Linked DNA regions of Homo sapiens: region 1 is linked to region 2. A link is an interaction called in ENCODE POLR2A ChIA-PET data of the cell type or tissue named here. Cell type or tissue: OCI-LY7. All regions are shown on one strand. Each heading gives the region's core, and the rest is flanking DNA. Links, peaks and the distances in the headings are about the cores only.

Region 1 (7,557 bases), core at 2,963-5,462, 140 kb before region 2:
TGAGACTATCCTGGCTAACATGGTGAAACCCCATTTCTACTAAAATTACAAAAAATTAGCCGGGCATGGTGGCACGTGCCTGTAGTCCCAGCTACTTGGGAGGCTGAGGCAGGAGAATCACTTGAATCTGGGAGACGGAGGTTGCAGTGAGCTGAGATCACGCCACTGCACTCCAGCCTGGGCGACAGAGCGAGACTCCCGTCTCAAATAAATAAATAAATAAATAATAACAGTCCCTAAAACGTGGAATTGGCTAATTGAGGTGAGGTATAAAGTAGTGAGAATTTCCCCACTCCCCAGTTAGGAATGATTATCAATTACTGGTTTTGGGTAAAAAACGCCTGGTTAGATTGCTGCCTATTTTATATTAGGACTCTTCATGTATTAAACAATAACAAGGCTGGATGTTTGGAGACTTGATAGAATATTCACTATGTTGAAATGTTTGCTTTTTGGTAAAGTCCAGCAAGAAAGAGTCAAACTTTGTTTGAACCTAGCTGGTCTAGAAATAGAAAATATGAAAAACACAGTTTTGCCTAGGTTAATAATCCAGGATGGCCAATAATCAGTTCTGGCTTTCCAGGATTAGAATGTCAAAATTCTATACCCAAAAATAAAGTGAACGCTAAGGAGGCCAGGATACTGATATCCACAGATCACTCCCAGTTACTTCCTGTTATTCATGCCCTGGATGACAAAGGGGACAATTGTTCTCATTACAAAGAGCCAGTCAAAAGAATGTAGCCAGAAAAGAAGGGACTGTCTCACTCTGCCTCTCCACCTCGGATACGGCCATGATAGAGGTCAACAAGCTACAAAGTAGTGGACGGCCCAAGCACTGGTTTGTTCTAAGAAACAAGATAAAAAGAATTCTGGTTTTGGTTATAACCTTGGGGAATGTGAATAGAAAACAAAAAAGTACTAACATTATATGTAAGTTATATTGCTTTAGAAACCCTAAGCCTGGCCAGGCGCAGTGGCCCACACCTGTGATCCCAGCACTTTGGGAGGCCGAGGTGGGCGGATCACCTGAGGTTGGGAGTTCGAGACCAGGCTGACCAACATGGAGAAACCCTGTCTCTACTAAAAATACAAAATTAGCCAGCCATGGTAGTGCATGCCTGTAATCCTAGCTACTCGGGAGGCTGAGGCAGGAAAATCGCTTGAACCCGGGAGGCAGAGGTTGCAGTGAGCCAAGATCACGCCATTGTATTCCAGCCTGGGCAGCAAGAGCGAAACTCTGTCAAAAAAAAAAAAAAAACCTGAGCCTAGCAAACAAAGACCTATGATTACTCAGCATCTAAGCCAATCAATACCCAAAGCCCCCAAACCTTCCCAAAAGGTTTCTGCTAAAGAAAAAAAAAGAGAGGAACTCTATTCTAATGACCACCTCAAACCTTTCTTTTTTTTAATATGGAATGCTTCACAAATGACGTGCACGTAATCCCCGCAGAGGGACAATGCTAATCATCTCTGTGTAATTCCAATTTTAGTATATGTGCTGTTGAAGCAAGCATTGTTTCTTCTGTTTTGAAAACGGTATTTTTTTACTGTGGTAATCCTGTTTTCCTTTCATTTTTGTGCAATAGATGTTTCAGGATGATCAAATATATTATTTAGCTATAGGTTCCAAAATCATAAGGCCTTTTAGAATAGTGCTATTCAAAGACTATAAAGCTATGTTGCACTTTTGCAACTATAGACATATATGTGATACTTCTGAGAATTTTTATTTAAGCCAAACAAAATAAAACAAAACACCATGATCTCTTGAACATTGTCATTGTCACTGTACTATTTCATGGCCAAGCCAAAATTCTTTGAGAGCAGATAATAGGAAAGATAGTATTTCATACAAAGTTGAGAAAATCATGGATGGCTAGTACAGGTTAACTAAATTATGCAAAGGCATGTATTGAGATGATGACACAATAAAGACAGGAATTCGGGGCTTTCTCTGTTTTCATTCAGAGACAAGAAAAGACTAGGCAGCAAAGCTGGGCATGGTGGCTCACACCTGTAATCTCAACACTTTGGGAGGCTGAGGCGGGAGGATCACTTGAGCCCAAGAGTTTTAGATCAGCCTGGGCAACATAGTGAGACCCCCCATCTCTACTGAAAATCAAAAATTATCTGGGCATGATGGCAATGTGCCTGTAGTCCCGGCTACTAGGGAGGCTGAGGTAGAAGAATTGCTTGAGCCCAGGAGGTTGAGGCTGCAGTGAGCCTTAATAGCGCCACTACCATCCAGCCTGAGTGACAGAGTGAGGCCCTGTCTCAAAAAAAAGAGACCAGGCAGCAGCTACTGACACCCTAGCTTACTACCCATCTCTGGGCACTATCTCTTATTAACCTATCTTTGAATTTTTATTAGGGTGACACCAGCAATAGTCCCATACTCCTAATCCAGGTAAGGGAAAAGAGAGCTGGAGGCAGAAACAAGGAGGGAAGGGATGAAGATGGAAAAGAGAGAAAGAAAATGAATGCCAACTAGTCTTCCTCTCCTCACTTTGGCAGTGATAGACTCTTGCTCACTCCCTTTGTGCACTCTGGTAGAAAAGCAGCACATTCCATTTAGTTATGCCTCTGTCAGCACGGCGAGTGTTATTTAATTGCAGAAAACAATTTGGAGATAAGAGTGAGATTCAGGAAGGAAATTATTTTCCTTTCTTTTCAAAAATGGTACAAAAATAACAAGAACAAAACCATACTTAAGGAAGGAAGTAGATGGAACACAATAATATGGAGAACCATTATTCCTTCCCAGATTAGGCAGGAGAGCTAGGATCTAGTCCTATCTGGCCACACAAAACACATGGTTCAAGCTTTCTGGAGTTCCGTTTCCTCATCTGAAAAGGCAGGGGGTTAATTTTGTATTAAGATACTTTGAAGAAGGAATAACCATTTTTCGTGAAAGTTCAAGGGAGGATATAAAAAGAAACTAAGATTTAACAACACTTATCTTGTGCCAGGTAATTAGCACTAGGATTTTTAAAGTAGAGACTCAAGCATCCTGGGTTTGTGTTTGTGTTCTGCCTTCTACTAGCTGTGTGACCTTGGGCAAGTTACCTAACTTCTCTGTGTTTCCTTGTCCCCAGCAGAAAATGGGAACAATGGGCCAGGCACAGGGGCTCACGCCTGTAATCCCAGCACTTTGGGAGGCTGAGGCGAGAGGATCACTTGAGTCCAGGAGTTCAAAACCAGCCTAGGCAACATAGCAAGACTTCCTCTCTACTAAAAATCTAAAAATTAGCCAGAAGCAGTGGTACAAGCCTGCAGTCTGAGCTACTCTGGAGGCTGAGGCAGGAAGATCACTTGAGCCCAGGAGTTCAAGGCCACAGTGAGCTATGACTGCACCACTATACTCCAGCCTGAGCAACAGACAGAGATCCTAACTATAAAAAATAAAAATAAAATGGGAACAATTGTACCTTCTCCAAAGGGTGGCTATGAGGAAAACAGTTTATATATACAATGTGGTTTATACATACTATATATACATATATATCATAACAGTAAACTGGCACAAAGTATTGCTATGTAATTGCTCTTATAATGATTATTACAACTTTATAGAGATATTTTTATAGATGAAAAAACAAAATAGATGAGGAAACCACGGCTTCAGAGCTTTGAGTTTTTCTGACCTCAATATTCGGTCTCTCAACTATTGATTACCCTGAACCAGTTAAAAGAAGTGAAAGTCAGCCGGGCGTGGTGGCTCACGCCTGTAATCCCAGCACTTTGGGAGGCTGAGGTGGGCAGATCACCTGAGGTTAGGAGTTCGAGACTAGCCTGGCCAACATGGAGAAACTGTCTCTACTAAAAACACAAATTAGCCGGGTGTGGTGACGCATGCCTGTAATCCCAGCTACTCGGGAGGCTGAGGCAGGAGAATCTCTTGAACGCCAGAGGCGGAGGTTGTGGTGAGCTGAGATCGTGCCATTGCACTCCAGCCTGGGCAACAGGAGCGAAACTCCATCCCAAAAAAAAAAAAAAAAAAAAAAAGAAGTGAAAGTCACAGAATTTTGTAGTCAGTTAGGGAAATCCTACCAGTTTCACAACGAGTCAATCAAAACCTTGCAATAAATACACAATAAAGCTGTGCTTCAAATGTCCTCCAACACCTAGCACAGCTTTTAGAACAGCTAATTTGCTTAGGTGAAGAAATGCTCCAGGCAGGGCACAGTGGCTCATGCCTGTGATCCCACCTCACTGGGAGGCAGAGGTAGGAGTCACTTGAAGCCAGGAGTTTGAGGGCAGCCAGAGCAACACAGAGAGACCCTGTCTCTGTGAAAAAATAAAAAAATAAATAGGCCAGGCATGGTGGCTCATGCCTGTAATCCCAGCACTTTGGGAGGCCCAGGCGGGTGGATCATTTGAGGTCAGGAGTTCAAGACCAGCCTGGTCAACATGGCGAAAGCCCATCTCTACTAAACATACAAAAATTAGCCAGGCTTGGTGGTAGGCACCTGTAATCCCAGCTACTAGGGAGTCTGAGGCAGGAGAATCGCTTGAACCAGGGAGGTGGAGGTTACAGTGACCAGAGATTGCACCACTGCACTCCAGCCTGGGCAACAAAGTGAGACTCTGTCTCAAAAAAAAAAAGAAAAATAGAAAAAAATAACCAAGTGTGATGGTGCATGCCTATAGTCCCAGCTACTCTGGAGGCTGAGGTGAGAGGATCACTTGAGCCCAGAAGTCAAGGCTGCAGGGAGCCAGGATCAGGCCACTGCACTCTAGCTAGCATCAGTGACAGAGTGAGACCCTGTCTCAAAAAAAAAAAAAGCCCCAAAGACATTACTCTTGTGTTGGGCTGAAATCCAGTGAATTGGTGGCCCCTCTCTCTCTCTCTCATCTGAAGGTTTTCAGAGATGCAAATTGCCTACTTGAAATTCTGTGGCATTAGACTTCTGCTTGGATGAGTCCCTGGCCAGGAGTAGAATCTTTTTTTTTTTTTTTGAGACTGAGTCTTGCTCTGTCACCCAGGCTGGACTGCAGTGGCACGATCCCAGCTTAGTGCAACCTCTGCCTGCCGGGTTCAAGCGATTCTCCTGTATCCCCTCCCTAGTAGCTCAGATTACAGGCACCCACCACCATGCCCAGCTAATTTTTATATTTTTAGTAGAGACGGGGTTTTGCCATGTTGGCCAGGCTGGTCTCAAACTCCTGACCTCAAGCGATCCACCCACCTCAGCCTCCCAAAGTGCTGGGATTACAGGCGTGAGCCACCTCGCCCAGCTAGGATCCATTTTTTTTTTTTTTTTTTTTTTGGGACAGAGTCTCGCTCTGTCACCCAGGCTGGAGTGTGGAGTGCAGTGGCGCGATCTCGGCTCACCGCAACCTCCACCTCTTGGGTTCAAGCAATTCTCCTGCGTCAGCCTCCTAGTAGCTGGGACTACAGGTGCATGCCACCACACCCAGCTAAGTTTTTGTATTTTTAGTAGAGGTGAGGTTTCACTGTGTTAGCCAGGATGGTCTCAATCTCCTGACCTCATGATCGGCCCACCTTGGCCTCTCAAAGTGCTGGGATTACAGGCGTGAGCCACCATGCCCGTTGTGTGTGTGTGTGTGTGTGTGTGTGTGACACGAAGTTTCAATCTTGTTGCCCAGGCTGGAGTGCAATGGCATGATCTCAGCTCACTGCAACCTCTACCTCCCGGGTTCAAGCAATTCTCCTGTCTCAGCCTCCCGAGTAGCTGAGATTACAGGCGCCCGTCACCACCCCTGGCTAATTTTTGTATTTTTAGTAGAGATGAGGGTTTCTCCATGTTGGCCAGGCTGGTCTCGAACTCCTGACCTTCGGGTGATCCACCCACCTCGGCCTCCCAAAGTGCTGGAATTACAGGCATGATCCACCAGGCCTGGCCGCCAGGATACTCTTTTAAAGGAGGAATTGGTAAATCCTTTCCCTCTGGTGATAGGGACAGTTTTGATAAAGATGGAAGGGGGAAAACCATGTGCATGACTCCAGACTCAGAAACCAAAACCCAAGTTGAATTCCATCTCAGAGTAAAATCAAGTACTACAGATGAGAAAACACAGACGGTAAGAATTATAAGACTAGTGTGTCTTTTCTTAGGGGATAAAAGCTGTTTGACAGCATCTGCAACAAGTGGTTCACAAACACGTCCATCATCTACTTCCTCAACAAGAAGGAGCTGTTGGAGGAGAAGATCACACACAGCCCCTGACCATCTGCTTCCCTGAGTACACAGGGTCCAACAAGTATGATGAGGCAGCCAGCTACAACCAGAGTAAGTCTGAGGACCTGAATAAGCACAAAGACACCAAGGAGATCTACACACACTTCACATGCGCCACCGATACCAAGAACGTAGTTCGTGTTTGATGCCATCACCGACGTCATCATCAAGAACAACCTGAAGGACTGGGGCCTCTTCTGAGGGGCAGTGGGACCTAGCAGGATGGGCCACCACCAACTCTGTACCCCCCAACCCCTGAGGAAGATGGGGCAAGAAGACCATGGTCCCCACCTGTTCCCTGGACACTTTTCTCTTCTTTCCTTTGTTCTTAGCTCCCCCATCCCCTCAGCTTCAGACATAGGGGAGGGGTTGCCACAGGCCTCCCTGTTTGAAGCCTGCCCTTGTCTGAGGTGCCAGTAATGGCCATGGTACCCCCTTTCTGGGCATCTTTCTGGTACCCCCCAGAAGCTGTGAAGATTCTATTCTACTCAGTAGCTCTCATTATGTAAAGAGGAACCCTGAAATAAATCAGTTGTTCCTGAAAGTTCACAAGAGTAAGAAAACAGACTGAATCGTAAAAGAACTAACTGGTATAAAAGAAGAAGCCAGAAAGTAGTGGACTGGGACCAGAGAAATAATATTTGAATTTAATTAATCTGTTCAACAAATATTTGCTCCTTGCTAACATTTTGCCAGGTCCTATGCTTGTTATACAGTTTTGATCAGACAGACACGGCCCAAGGGTACTTAGAAAGCTAGTTGCGGGTGAAGGGGGAGAGCCAATGTACAAGAAAACAAATATATATAATTGTAAGTTACAGTGGTGCTACAACAGAAAAAAAGAGGTTGCCATGTAAGATGATAAGAAGGTATAAGGAATTTACTTTGGACCAAGCATTCAGGAAGGCCTCTGAGGAAGGCAAAGCTTGACCAGAGGGTAGGAGGAACTCAGAGGACAGTGAAAGGAGAGAGGAATAAGGGGTGGGGGGGGAGGGTGGAGATTTCAAGGTGGAGTGAAAAATGCAAAGATCCTAAAATAAAAGCATCTCTAAGAATCAGAGGGCCAGTTTGGATGGCTTGACCTCTACCCTTCTTGAATCCCCTTTGATACTGAACATTTTGGAAAATCCCGTGTAGCATATACTGTGTGCCTTCCCACAATAACTGATGACTCTTAAATCTCACAAAAACAAATTCAACTGATGAATTCACGTCCTTTTAACATACATTTTGAAGATTATCTTAGCCCAAACCGGCACCCACATCCTTCTGAGCGTACTGACTCACTAGACAAAGCCAACCCCTCCCCTCCTGTGTACAAAAATAGCTTTTCCATATCTACTGTTGTAAT
Region 2 (7,557 bases), core at 2,685-5,184:
GTTCTTAATGGTGATACTGAATAAGAAAAAGTTAAAGTGTATTCAAGCTATGCAGTTTACTGAACAGATAAATGAAATAACATTTTATAAAAGATTTTTGCTCAAATTAGTTGAGCTAAGAAGTTTATCACTGAAAATAATGAGTAAATTTCCTAATAGAATGTTTTCTTAACCGTACACTAGATTAGATAATGGCCGTTAGGCCATTACAAACTTTATTTTTGTTGAAAACTTACATCTATTTACATTTATTAATTTAACATTTACAGTGTCTATGTGAAGACTACCTTGATGATGCATGAAACATGATAATTTATAATCTTGATCTGACTTAAATTTGAATTCCACATTTCCCAGAGTGAAAGCCAGCTTGTTAACATTCAAATAATACCACGACATTGGTAACTCTAAGGAAGTGCTAAAAGAATGTTATGCCTTTTTGGAAAATGGTTTTCTAGTTAGAGTTCAACTTTAGAGAAAATTGAAAAAGTGATTAACTTGCACAGGAAACAGTGACTCCCCTGCTTTACTGCTCTTCACACTTTGAAAAGAGAAAGTGATTTGAGAGAAAGCCTAATGTCTATTCAAATAAGTGATTGTTTTTTAATTGCTCAGGTTAGAACTCTCACAAAGAGTTCTCTGTTGGTGATATGTAACAGTCTGTTATTAGTCATTAATATGTGAATATGGAAATTGTGAAAACAGCACAAATTGATTTAGCAAATCTTCATCAGTTTAGTGAAAGAGGGACCTTAACACTGGAGAGAGGTCTGAGGAGTTGCTTCTGCATCTGCCTGAGGGAATCTTGTCTTTCCTTCTGAAGTAAGGCAGATACAGCTAGCCAACTGCCAGTAGAACTATCTGACTCGTGTATCCCTTTGTTGGATATAGAAATACCTGTACCATGGCATACATAGTGGAAAACATTAGTATAGAAGTTAGGAAAAGATTACTTCTGCTCTCGTACTGTTATTAAGTAATTGTGTAGTTTTGGATAAATATTTAACCTCTTTGTGTTATCCCTGATCATTAAATGAGATGGGTCGTTGGAAGAACACCAACTTTGAGTCAAACAGAGTCAGGGTGAATCCATGTTCTTCCTCTCATTAGTTATAGGTTATATGAAAAATGGATATATAGTGCTCAAAGTACAGTACCTATTTATGATTATGTGTTCAGTAAGTCTTAGGTATTTTGTTTGTTTGTTTGTTTGTTTTGAGACAGAGTTTTGCTCTTGTTGCCCAAGCTGGAGTGCAATGGTGCTATCTCAGCTCACTTCAACCTCCGCCTCCCAGGTTCAAGCGGTCTTCCTGCCTCAGCCTCCTGAGTAGCTGGGATTATAGGCGTGCGCCACCATGCCTGGCTAATTTTGTATTTTTAGTAGACACGGGGTTTCACCATGTTGGCCAGGTTGGTCTCGAACTCCTGACCTCAAGTGATCTGCCTGCCTCGGCCTCCAAAAGTGCTGGGATTACAGGTGTGAGCCACCATGCCTGGCCAAGTCTTAGGTATTTTTATGGAATGAGGCAAGTTACTTATTTTCAGAACCTCAGTTTTTCTTGTTTTTAAAATGGGAATAATGTTTATCATAAAGAACTAATATTGGGGTTTAAATGAGGATAACAAATATAAAGTCAAGTGAAGTGTAGCACAAATTAAATATTGGTTGCATTTGTTTCACAAGACTCCCTTTAGCACAGATCTTTTTTTTTTCTTTTTTTTCTTTTAAAAATCATCATTTCAGGAAGAATGGAGTTGGGAGAAATCTGGTCTACTGGGTAGTTTAGAAAAGGATCTTTAGGGAGAGGGCGTATTTAGGGGCCTGGCTGATTTACAGTAAAAATGTCACAGAGCAGGGTCTTTAGAATCTCCAAGTGAAGACTTTGAAGAGTCTAAAGGGGACAAAATAAGAATTCTTACTTGTGCAAAGGCAGCATGGTAGAGTGAAAACTAAAACAGACTGTGAATTGATCAGTTACTCAACAAATGTAACAGTTATTTATTATGCACCTATTATTTGCCAGGTACTGTTTGATGCTTGGCATATAAGATCCTTGCTCTCTCTCAGGGAGTTTACACTTGTGGAGGGAGTGGGAAGACACAGACAATAAATATGAGAGAAGGTTGCAAATACTTAAGGATTGTGAATGCTGTGGGGTAGGGTAGAATAGGTATCTAAGAGCTAGATGAGCACTACACAAAATGTGGCCTGTGATCAGTCTGAGAACTGTTCGCTTCTGGTCCTCTGTGAGATAAGAACTGAAATTGAGAGTTTATAGAAATTTTTACATCAATCTGATAATGTAATTTTATGTCAGTTGAGTCAAAACAATTAAAACTCATATTTTATATGCCTTATTTTTAATTTCATTTTTCAGGTAATTCATTGCCACCATATTTTACAATAGCATTGATCTACAGTGGGTTGAAAATAAAACACCAGTCTTTACTGTATTCATTTTAGCAGTGAGCTAGATCAACAGTTGCCATTGTTAGTACTATTAGTAAGCATGTTGTGGAGATTTTCAGCTTCTTTTGATGAATAATTCACTGTCAAGTAATTAGCTTATTTGGCTTAGAAATACTTACATCCATGTTATTTACACTATATTTTATGTTGGACTAAGTTATTTTAGGTCTTTTGATTTTCAAGTACTTTTATTCATGGTTGGATGCATGATACAGGTAGGAAGAGAACAAAATTAAAACTGTAAGGTATATAATAAGTGATTTCTTTTTTTAATTTTTAACTTCTAGATTCTGTTCTCAATGCTTAGATTATTTCTAACATTTTTTCTCAACTCATATTTTATGATCAGTATATGGTACTTAGAAAGCTCTTTTGATATAAGATCTTTCCTCCAACCAAGAGTTAATTTATGCATGAAATTGTATCATTATATTTGTCCCTATCACTTCATCTGCTGCTGGTGGGTCATAGATCCTGAGAAGAGAATATAGTTGTTTGAGGAAATTTATCATTGATAACCTAGATAATATTTTTGATTGTCTATATAAGTCTACCATTTGCTATTGATAAATGATAACTTTATGCGTCCCCTCATTTATAGCCCCATTATCTTTTTTATGTGATAGGGGTAACTTAAGAAGTATGTTGAAGATAGCTGAAAATAAGATTTAAAAATATGGAAAATATTTTGGATAACCCCTAGTAAGCATTTTAAGTACTTCTTTTCATTTTGTTATTTCAGATGCGGGACTAAACTAGTTTCTGGATTGTTACTTTAAAATGAAATTTAATATATCTCTAGCCTTAATGAAAATGGTAGTGGAGTAGAATTATGTATTAGTAGATAATAAATTAACTAAAAAATAAGTAAAAATAAAGAAAAGGGCCTTGCAGATAATGACTCAACTCTTGCCTTGTCAGATCTGGCCAGTAAAAACAATACATGAATGATACAGGTTTGAAAAGAATGTGGCACAGACAGAATATTTTCTTGGGAAGACATTCGTAATTTAATGTGCCTAGGTTTTTATACTCAGCACATGCTTTGGTAATATTAACTAGTGGTAAATGTGTTGAATTATTTAACCATCATAATAGTGATACCTGAAGGTACACAATTCTTATTATTTGGTGAAATGTTAAACAATATACTTCTAAGAGCACATCTACTTAATAATGTTTACTATTTAATTGATTAGTTAAAATTTGAAAGGTAGTTGTAGAGTAGAATGAGGATAACATTAGGTAATGTGAATTATAATTTGTATTTTTAATGATTGCCAAACAGCAACCATTGAATTTACGTGGTCTGTGCCATAAGTAAGCTAAGGCTTTTGAATATCTCTGAGAGTTAAAAATATTTTTCTTGTGGTGGGGGGTGGAATTTCAGTTATATAAGAATTATAAATTGGTTTTCTTTTATTACCTGGATTTGAATTCTATTCAAATATGTATATCAAATATATGTAGATAACTAGATATATTCTAGAACCAGTCAGTACATGTTGGGGAACGAATGGGGAGGGTTTACTCAGCAGTACTCTCCTTTAGTTTGGTCATGAAATGAGGACTGCTTTATGTAAATTGTCCTTACTGGCGCCAGCTAGCTGTAACTGCAGTCTGGCTGTGCTAGGGTAGCAAATAAAATGTGTCATGGATTTTCTGTTTGGAATGTATAAGAATTCAGCCTTTTGGACTGAAAGAACAGAGTTGATACATTAGAATAGCAGTAGTGAGACCACAATTGACAGTGAATATGTGAAATAGTGAGAAGCTATAAGCCTTTTAAGCTTTTAGTTCTTTTATAGGTTTATACCTATTGATACTATTGGGTAATATGTGGGAGGTACTTAACTGCACACAGTTGCTGCAGACCTAATAGTTGGCAGCATAGAAAGCAGTACAAAGAATTCTGATTCTAGGCATTTTCACTTTGAAATAGTCATTTTGAAGATATACTCTGTGTGTTCTGTGAGCTTCATTGACATATTGTCTGACGTTTTTTGGCTTTTGTGGTAAATGGGATGTATGCTGCACAAACTACCCAACAGATGTGAACCACTATTTGAAAGGAATTTTAATATGTAGCCAACCTACTGTATTCTTGTTTTTTTTTTAATGAATATGAATCAAACAAGAAATTTAGACTCGAGAAGGCTGACCTAGAAGTCTGCATTAGCTTTTAATGTTTATACAAATGAACTAAGTAGCAGTGGTTTACAGAAGAGGAAGTCCTTTTCACAGTGTCAAGCTGCCCACAGGTAAGAGATTCAGGTCCTTTTTCTGTGACACCTACCCCCCAGGCTTTATGTTTTTCTCTCACCATTGGAAGTTTTTAAAAATTTGTTTGTTTTTAGTTCTAATGAAAACAGGATTGGTAGATCGTTTAATGTTAATATTCAGGAGATTTTGAATGCCACATTTGGATTTGGTATTTTTTAAAATGTAATTTTCATCTTCTCAAAATTCCTTCACATTTGAATTGAAATGAACTAACAGTGGACTTCATATATGAATATTACTCATGCATACAATATGTTCATATTACATAGAAATCAGTTTTAGATCTCTTTTCATTATAGTCTGTTACTATATTCTCACTTGTAGTGACACCAACTGGTACACGCAGAGAGATGACATTTTGTAACCTCACTTAAGTATAAAGTTTTAGTTTAAATTTACCACTTTGAATTCACCTTTACAAATCAGAGTGCTTATGTTTTCAAATATGGCTCATTGACATACATTAGATAATGTATATTTATACATATAACTTGGTCAATTTTCTACTTCCACCCTTATTCTTTCCATTTCTCTATATTTAAATTTATTATTATTTTAATAAAGTGATTTTTAAAAGTCTAAAATGAATGTATTAATTAGGAATTCCACTAAATTTCATATTTCTTAACCTGGGTTAAAGGAACACAGTCATTTGTTATTATTTTTTTCTATGCATGAAATATTGTATACAAAAATATAAAATTCCATTGCAATAAAAATAATCTACTACCATTGCTGTAAAGATAGGAAGGTGTATGTTTATAAAGAAATGCCAATGTATGTGTTCATTCGTATCAGTATGGCCAGAAATATATTACTGATTGTAATAATTTTTGGAGGGTGGGTGAAGAGTTGAATAGCAGAGTAAAGTGAAGAGTGGTAGTGAGGTAGCTTAGAGTAGTGTATCAAAGAAAGGAATTACGTCAGGCAGCTCTCTGCTCTTTCCCTCCCTCTTTAGAAGTCAAGCAGCAGGCTCTTTCTGTAACCAAAGTGTTACTTTTAGGTGGGACTTCCAGTTCTCTAGTTTCTGAAAGTTTGGTCACTTATTGCTACATAGTTGTATACTTTAAAACTGGGGGCCAGCTGTGATAGAAGCCATACTCATGTTTCAGGGGCAGGAACTGTTCCTTACTTGTTGCCTTTTGACAGTGTTGCTTGGATTTAAAAAAAAAAAGCATATATTTTATTAAAGTATAGAAACGTAACTTTTTTGTGTATGTTTCATCTCAGTAAACAATTTCCCTATGATTGACAAAATGATGATAGTAGAAAGAAATCAATTTTGATTGATGTGTTTGAGGTTGGATGAGGAGAAGGTCATGCTTCTTGGTGTGGAAGACATACACATCTGAAACAGTAGGAAAAAGTTTTTCAAACTTCTCTTGTGCTATTATATTGGTTAGGGGAATGCTGGGCTGGGAAGATAGTTGAGATGGGCTAGTTTTTACATATAGACAAAGAGAAAAAGAGTTGATAGACAAAAACAGGAATTTATTGAATGCTGTTAGAGTTGGAGGTCATAGCAAAGAAAGATGAGGGATAGTAGGACAGAGGTATATTTTGTACATAGACAATCAAAACAAAGATAAAAGTCATGAGTATGATTACAGGCGTGGTGGCTCACGCCTGTAATCCCAGCACTTTGGGAGGCCGAGGCAGGTGAATCACCTGAGGTCAGGAGTTCGAGACCAGCCTGACTAACATGGTGAAACCCCGTTTCTACTAAAAATACAAAAAATTAGCCAGATGTGGTGGCGCACGCCTGTCATTCCAGCTACTTGGGAGGCTGAGGCAGGAGAATTGCTTGAATCCGGGAGGCGGAGGTTGCAGTAAGCCAAGATCGCACCATTGCACTCCAGCTTGGGCAACAAGAGCGAAACTCCGTCTCTAAAAAAGAAAACCAAAAACAAACAAAAAAACAAAACACCAAAAAAACAATGAGGATAAAGGTATATAGTCTTTGAGGCTATTGAAGTTGAGTGTGAATGATCCAAAATTTGGAGTATAAAAATCTTTGAGTTCCTAAAAAGTGTTTGTGTTCCTTTTAAGAAAGAAAATGTATTTAGCAAGCAATGTAGAATCTCAAAATCTTCAAAATGAAATGAACCTAAGTGGTCAGGTAGTTTCTAATATTGCACTTTGCACAGGAACCTACTGTTTGATATTCCTGACAGATAATTATCTAGTTTATACTTCACTATTTCTAATGACAGAAGGGAGAGTCTCTATTTTCATAAATCAGTTTCTTCTTTTATTGGGCATCCAAACAAATTAACATTTGTTGATTTTGAGATGAAGTTGCCTTTCATTACTTTTATTTTTGCTTCTCATAGCCCCCCACTTTCTGTCTGTCTGTAGCTCTCTTTCTCTTGTATCTCTTTTACATGACAAATATGTACTATTTAAAGAAAGCTCATTAAAATTTTCTTATGTTTTCTAGGCTAAATATCAATATCTTTTATTTTTTCCTGACATTTCCTCATACAACTTACTGTTCCAGAGCATTCTTTAGCATGGTCATCCCACAGTTATTAATAAGTCCTTCTTTATCTGTGATGCTCAGAACCAAACATAATTACTCTAAAAATTTTCCCCTTCTCCTTGGCTATTTGTTCTACAGTTTAACTTTGCATTAGCATTTTTGGCAGCCACCTTGAGATGATTTTTTGAGTTTGCATTAAGTTAAAATACCTCAGTCTTTCCCTAATATTCATTGATAAACTTTAACATACTTTAATATTTGAAACAATTGTTACGTTATTATGTTTTCTTAATAATTTCTCATGTTGTTCGTTATATTTACT

The links. Peaks named below come from ENCODE experiments on the same cell type or tissue, not always from the same donor. Only the 100,000 strongest peaks of a DNase experiment are listed, where the experiment ranks them.
Region 1: POLR2A ChIA-PET joins it to region 2 with 6 read pairs; 27 of 35 experiments call an interaction of 5 or more read pairs at or near these places.

The regions. Positions count from the first base shown.
Region 1 is chr12:14,248,825-14,256,381 of GRCh38, forward strand. It overlaps the pseudogene RNU6-491P and the pseudogene GNAI2P1. Among named protein-coding and RNA genes, the nearest start is that of ATF7IP, 110 kb to the right of the region's middle. RefSeq lists an enhancer at 570-1,084. In OCI-LY7, for the core only: no CTCF peak of the experiment used is centred there; no DNase peak of the experiment used is centred there; H3K27ac peaks cover 886 bases.
Region 2 is chr12:14,390,522-14,398,078 of GRCh38, forward strand. The region is part of intron 1 of ATF7IP (activating transcription factor 7 interacting protein); the gene reads left to right. Among named protein-coding and RNA genes, the nearest start is that of ATF7IP, 29 kb to the left of the region's middle. RefSeq lists a silencer at 2,074-2,368. In OCI-LY7, for the core only: CTCF peaks have their summits at 4,016 and 5,076; DNase peaks (open chromatin) are centred at 4,080 and 4,710; H3K4me3 peaks cover 1,792 bases; H3K27ac peaks cover 2,500 bases.